Linked DNA regions of Homo sapiens: region 1 is linked to region 2. A link is a loop called in an ENCODE intact Hi-C map of the cell type or tissue named here. Cell type or tissue: CD4-positive, alpha-beta T cell. All regions are shown on one strand. Each heading gives the region's core, and the rest is flanking DNA. Links, peaks and the distances in the headings are about the cores only. Region 1 has its middle 31 kb from the start of ASPHD2. Region 2 overlaps MIAT (myocardial infarction associated transcript).

Region 1 (2,917 bases), core at 253-2,752, 270 kb after region 2:
GGAAAATTTGCAAATCAAATGGTTCATTTAGTATGATACTGTACTTGCTAGTGGGATTATGTTGATTATGCACTATGAATAGCATATTTTATTTTTCTTTCTTTTTAAAAAATTGGTTGTGGCAAGAACACTTAACATGAGATCTCAACTTTTAACAGATTAATTTTTTTTTTTTTTTTTATTAGACAGAGTCTCGCTTTGTCGCCCAGGCTGGAATGCAGTGGTGTGATAATAGCTTACTGTAACTTCAGACTCCTGGGCTCAAGGGATCCTGCTGCCTCAGCCTTTCCAGTAGCTAGGACTACAAGCATGCACCATCACACTAAGCTAAGTTTTTAATTTTTTTGTGAAGACAGGGTCTTGCCATGTTGCCCAGGCAGGTCTCAAACTCCTGACCTCAAGCAATCCTCCGACCTTGGCCTCCCAAAGTGCTAGGATTACTGGCGTGAACCACTGCACCTGGCCCCGAACAGATTTTTAAGTGTACAACATAGCATTGCAGAACTTGTTCATCTTATGCATTATTTTTATATAAGAAGGGTGTGGTGGTATGGTTGCTAGAGAAAATGCAGGATCCCAGTTAAATTTGAATTTCAGATAAACAACACTTTTTTTTTAAGTATAAATATGTCCCAAATATTGCACTTTCCCATTGGCCCAGCTTGGCTCATGTGACCATCTCTCCACTAATCATGGAACCTCTGATTGGCCAGACCATGGTCAGGTGTCCCACAGTCAGAACTGTATTATTAATACTACAGATTTATTTAATTTTCAAATTTAATTGGGTGTCTTGCATTTTTATTTTGTACATTTGGTAACCCTACGTGGAAGAAAGTCAGATGGGTAGGGGGTGGGAGAATTCCTGAGTTTGGGGAAGGAGAGAGATTCAAGTAGGTTCCCAGGAATGTGAGACTCTTGGGGACAGAAATGGGTACAGAGGATTTTATGGAAGTTTTTCTGTGTGATGTGCCTGGTAATATACTTCCCACTCAGTCCCTTCTAGAGAACATCAGTACAAGTTAGAATCTTTGAAAGTCTTTTGTGTGGTTCTCTGGTTGGGGGCAGCATTGTATGAGCCCTGGGTCCAAAGCCACCCCATTTTTTATCTGTAACACGCAGCCTGGGCAAGAATGAGTAACAATGATGCTGGTTTCTTTTACTGCCAAGAATGAAGGGCAGCCTGCTAATTCTCCAAATCATATTTTGTTTTACCAGAAAGAATCCATTTCATCAGTTATCTTTGTCCAAAGAAAATAACCATTGTGAGGAAACAGAAGTGTGATTCAGTTTCTGTAGGATGCTCAAGGCCTTCCTTGAGAATCCCATGCTGAGGATGCCATCTGGTGGTTTAAAGGGACCCAGCTTGCCAGTGACACCGGCCCGGCTTTGGGCTTCTCTATTGGCTGATAGTCATTTCTTCACCAAATATTTGAGTGCCTACTCTGTGCTGGGCACTGTGGTAGCGCCACCAACAATAGTATTAGTGACATAGTTTTAGAATGATGCAGGCATACCTTGTTTCATTGGGCTTTGCTTTATTGCACTTTGCAGAGACTGATTTTTTTACAGATTGAAGTTTTGTAGCAACCCTGCATGGAACAAGTCTACTGATGCCAGTTTCCCAACAGCATGTGCTTACTTTATGTCTCTGTGTCATGTTTTGTTAGTTCTCACAATATTTCAACTTTTTAATTATTGTTATGTCTATTACAGTGATCTATGATGGGAGATCTTTGATGTTACTACTGTAACTGTTTTGGGGTGTCATGAACTGCACCCATAGAAGATGGCAAACTTATTCCATAAATGCTGTGTGTGTTCTGATTGCTGCACAGACTGGCTGTTTCACCATCTCTCTTCCAATCTTTGGGCCTCTCTGTTCCTTAAGACACAACAATATTGAAGTTAGGCCAATTAATAATCCTGCAATGGCCTCTAAGTGTTCAAGTGAAAGGAAGAGTTGCCATCTCTCACTTTGAATCAAGAGGTAGAAATGATTAAGCTTAGTGAAGTAGGTACATTGGAAGCCAAGACTGGCCTTTTGCTAGGCCTCTTTTGCAACTTAGCCAAGTTGTGAATGGAAAGGAAAAGTTATTAAAGAAAATTAAAAAGTGCCACTCCAGTGAAAACACAAATGAAAAGAAAGCAGAATAGGCTTATTGTTGATATGGAGAAAGTTTAAAGGTCTGGATAGAAGATGAAACCAGCCACCACATCTCCTTAAGCCAAAGCCTAATTAAGAGCAAGGCCCTATCTCTCTTCAATTCTGTGAAGGCTGAGAGAGATGAGGAAGCTGCAGAAGAAAAGGTTGAATCTAACAGAGGTTGGTTCATGAGGTTGAAGGAAAGAAGCTGTCTCTATAACATCGAAGTGCAAGGTGAAGTGGCAAGTGCTGATGTAGAAACTGCATCAAACTATCCAGAAGATCCAGTTAAGATCATTGAGGAAGGTAGCTACATTAAATAATGGATTTTCAGCATAGATGAAACAGCCTTCTATTGGAAGAAGATGCCATCTAGGACTTTCATAGCTAGAGAGAAGTCAATGCCTGGCTTTCAAGCTTCAAAGAACAGGCTGACTCTCTTGTTAGGGGCTAATGCAGCTGGTGACTCTAAGTTGAGGCCAGTGCTCATTTACTGTTTCAAAAATCCCAGGGCCCTTAAGAATTATGCAATCTACTACTCTGCCTGTGCATATATAACAGCACATCTGTCTATGGCATAGTTTACTACATATTTTAAACCCACTCTTGAGACCTACTGCTCAGAAAAAGATTCTGTTCAAAATATTATTACTCATTGACAATGCACCTGGTCAGCCATGGGCTTTGATGGAGATGTACAGAAGATTACTGTTGTTTTCATGCCTACTAACATAAAATCCATTCTACAGCCCATGGATGAAGGAGTAATTT
Region 2 (2,917 bases), core at 262-2,761:
CACAGGTGGGAGGACAACCTACCCCCATGAAACCAAGCTCCATGTGACCTCCCTCCCTCCCTCCCCACATCCCTCTCAGGCTTACCTGGCAGCATCCAGCCGACACACAGGCAGCCCAGGCTCCCAGCTCCTTCCTTCCCCACACAGACCCCACAGGCCCATCCTGGAAGACAAAAGAGCCAACCACACCGCAGGAGAAAACTGCACCCAGGCCCCCTCCCCAGGCCCAGGCCTTGCCAGAACTCCCTGCTGAAGAAAGAAGGACCAGGAGCCAGGGAGGCTGGGCCCAGGCACCCCACCCTCCACCTCTCTTTATTCCACCCCAGAACATCCTTAAAAGGTGAGGGGAGAAGGGTTCCCAGGTTCCCTTCACTCACTCCCTGTTTCCCAACAACAGCAGAATGTGACCCAGGAGAAAGTAGGACAAACTCAGCAGCTTGGTGATAGCTGAATAGCAGCTGAACGGAGAGTCAGGAATCCAGAATTCTGATCCCAGCTCTGCTCCTGCCACACTGGGTGGCCCTGGAACCCTTCCTGCCTTGACATTCACTCAAGGTGCACGGTAATCACCCATTGTTTGAAGCAATGGATGGGAAATGGAAGGGACCCTTCTGCCCAGCCTCAGTTATTTTTCTGCTCCCCCTCCTTCTCCCCTGCCCTTTCCTGATGCCCCATGCACCAGAGGAAATTCGGGGAGCCAGAGGCTGGACTAGGACTCTTTTAAGACCACCCTGTGTCACCAGTCTGGAGAAGACCAGAGAATGACCACTAATCCTGACCTAGGACCATCTGCCAGGTTTTGTTTTTGGTAACAACTGTGCTGTCTTCATCAACTGGCAGACCTGAGTCAGGAGAGTCAGGGAGCTCTCTCAGCATATCTTCAGAGCTTGCTGTCAGCACCCGGGAGTGGGGGCACGAGTCCAGAACTGGAGATGAGCTCAGACACTTACACTGAGAAAAATGCATCTAAAGTCACAGTGTTAACTCTTCACTTAACTCTAAGGCCAAGGAGCCCTGTCCAAGGTTTATAAATATGATCACAAAGTGCTGAAACTGAGAAGAGAAGGGCTGGTTCACATCATCAGGGAGTCCCCAGCCTCCTTCTAATAGCAGTTCTACAAGTACACAAGATGAAGTCATTTAACTCAGCCTTCAAAAGTTCCAGACGGTAATGTTTGTGAAATACTAGCCCTAACGCCAAATGTGAAGTGTGAAAATCACCCTTTCTGGGACCCCACAAAATGGGGACAGGCTCTTTCTTTCTTCCATAGAGGTAGAAAAGAGAATGAGCTACATCACCCATTTCCCCTCCCACTTTGGCATTCTAGGATACTACACTTTCCTGCACAGACCAGAAGAGGGCAGGCTGGTAGGCTATGGGCTGGTAAGTTTAAATACTTATCTGCAAAGATGCTTCTCAGTGTGGTTGTGAACGTCCTGAAGAACCTGGAAATTCCCTTCTGTCTCCTCTGTCCCAGGAACTTGCTGCTCTCTGTAAATAGACCCTGGACTGCTCAGAGGAGCCTGGCTTGATCCACAGTGACCCTTTCCCCTCGTTCTGTGGACCTAGAGTCATGATATTAATAAGGTGATGGAGGTTTCAAGGGACCTTTAGCTGACACCGTCTTAGAGGGTACAAAGGAAGGTATGGGCTTTGGGGCTAGAGAAACCTGGAGGAAACTGTGGCTCTCTCACTCCTACGTACTCAATGTGTGACTCAAAGTTAATTGTTTTTCTTTCTTTCTTTCTTTCTTTCTTTCTTTCTTTCTTTCTTTTTTTCTGGAGACAGGATCTCACTCTGTCACCCAGGCTGGAGTGCAGTGGCATGATCTCGGCTCACTGCAACCTCTGCCTCCTGGGTTCAAGTGATTCCCCTGCCTAAGCCTCCTAAGTAGCTGAGATTACAGATGTGTGCCACCACGCCCGGCTAACTTATTTTTTTTTTAGTAGTAGAGACGGGGTTTCACCATGTTGGCCAGACTGGTCTTGAACTCCTAACCTCAGGCAGTCCGCTGGCCTCAGCCTTCCAAAGTGCTGGGATTACAGGCATGAGCCACCACACCTGTCCAAAGTTAATGATTTTCAAAGCTTAGCCAGTGCCTGGCACACAGTACATGTTCCAAAAATTATTTTCACCACTCAATGATTTAAACTTTAAGTAAATCTGTGTGTGATATTTATGTTCCAGAAATATAAGCCATATTTATCCTGTAGCATTATATGTATATACCACAGTTAGGCAGCACTGATCAAATTAAAATCCCCTATCTTGATGAATGGAAAAGCAAAGTCTGGCTTATCCACATAAGGGAATCTACTCATCAATAAAAAGGAACAAACTATTAGTACATACTACAACATGGATGAACCTTACAAACATCATGCTGAGGGAAAGAAGCTAGGCTCAACAGAACACATATTGTATGATCTCATTTATACAAAATATCCAGAAAAGGAAAATCTACCGAGATGAGAAATAGATTTGTGGTTCCTGGGGTTATGGATGGGATGTGGATGAACAGTAAATGGGTATGAGAGATCTTACTGGGGTAACCGAACTGTTCCAAAACTGATTTATGGTGAAGGTTGTACAACTTGGTACATTTATTAAAAATCATTGAATGGGTGAGTTATATGACTTTTAAACTATGCCTCAATAAAATTGGATAGAACAGGAATTGAACTACTGAGACATGCAACAGGAAGTATGAGCCTCAGCTGGGCGCAGTGGCTCACACCTATAGTCCCAGCACTTTGGGAGGCCGAGGCGACCACTCGAGGTCAGGAGTTCGAGACCAGCCTGGCCAACACGGCAAAGCCCCATCTCTACTAAAAATATAAAAATCAGCCGGGTGTGGTGGTGCACACCTGTAATCCCAGCTACTCGGGAGACTGAGGCAGGAGAATCACTTGAACC

Evidence for each region. Hi-C counts contacts between places; a loop is a spot of excess contacts. Peaks named below come from ENCODE experiments on the same cell type or tissue, not always from the same donor. Only the 100,000 strongest peaks of a DNase experiment are listed, where the experiment ranks them.
Region 1: a loop joins it to region 2, with 17 times the contacts of the local background. A loop is called at or near these places in 20 of 110 quality-filtered maps.

What each region holds. Positions count from the first base shown.
Region 1 is chr22:26,397,272-26,400,188 of GRCh38, reverse strand. No RefSeq gene overlaps it. Among named protein-coding and RNA genes, the nearest start is that of ASPHD2, 31 kb to the left of the region's middle. In CD4-positive, alpha-beta T cell, for the core only: CTCF peaks have their summits at 1,138 and 1,344 (motif pointing left); a DNase peak (open chromatin) is centred at 1,348.
Region 2 is chr22:26,664,106-26,667,022 of GRCh38, reverse strand. MIAT (myocardial infarction associated transcript) reads right to left here. Exons shown (of 5, transcript NR_033320.3): 3 at 86-1,492. Among named protein-coding and RNA genes, the nearest start is that of MIATNB, 7.3 kb to the left of the region's middle. RefSeq lists an enhancer at 1,390-1,890. In CD4-positive, alpha-beta T cell, for the core only: CTCF peaks have their summits at 1,181 and 1,386 (motif pointing right); a DNase peak (open chromatin) is centred at 1,392; H3K27ac peaks cover 980 bases.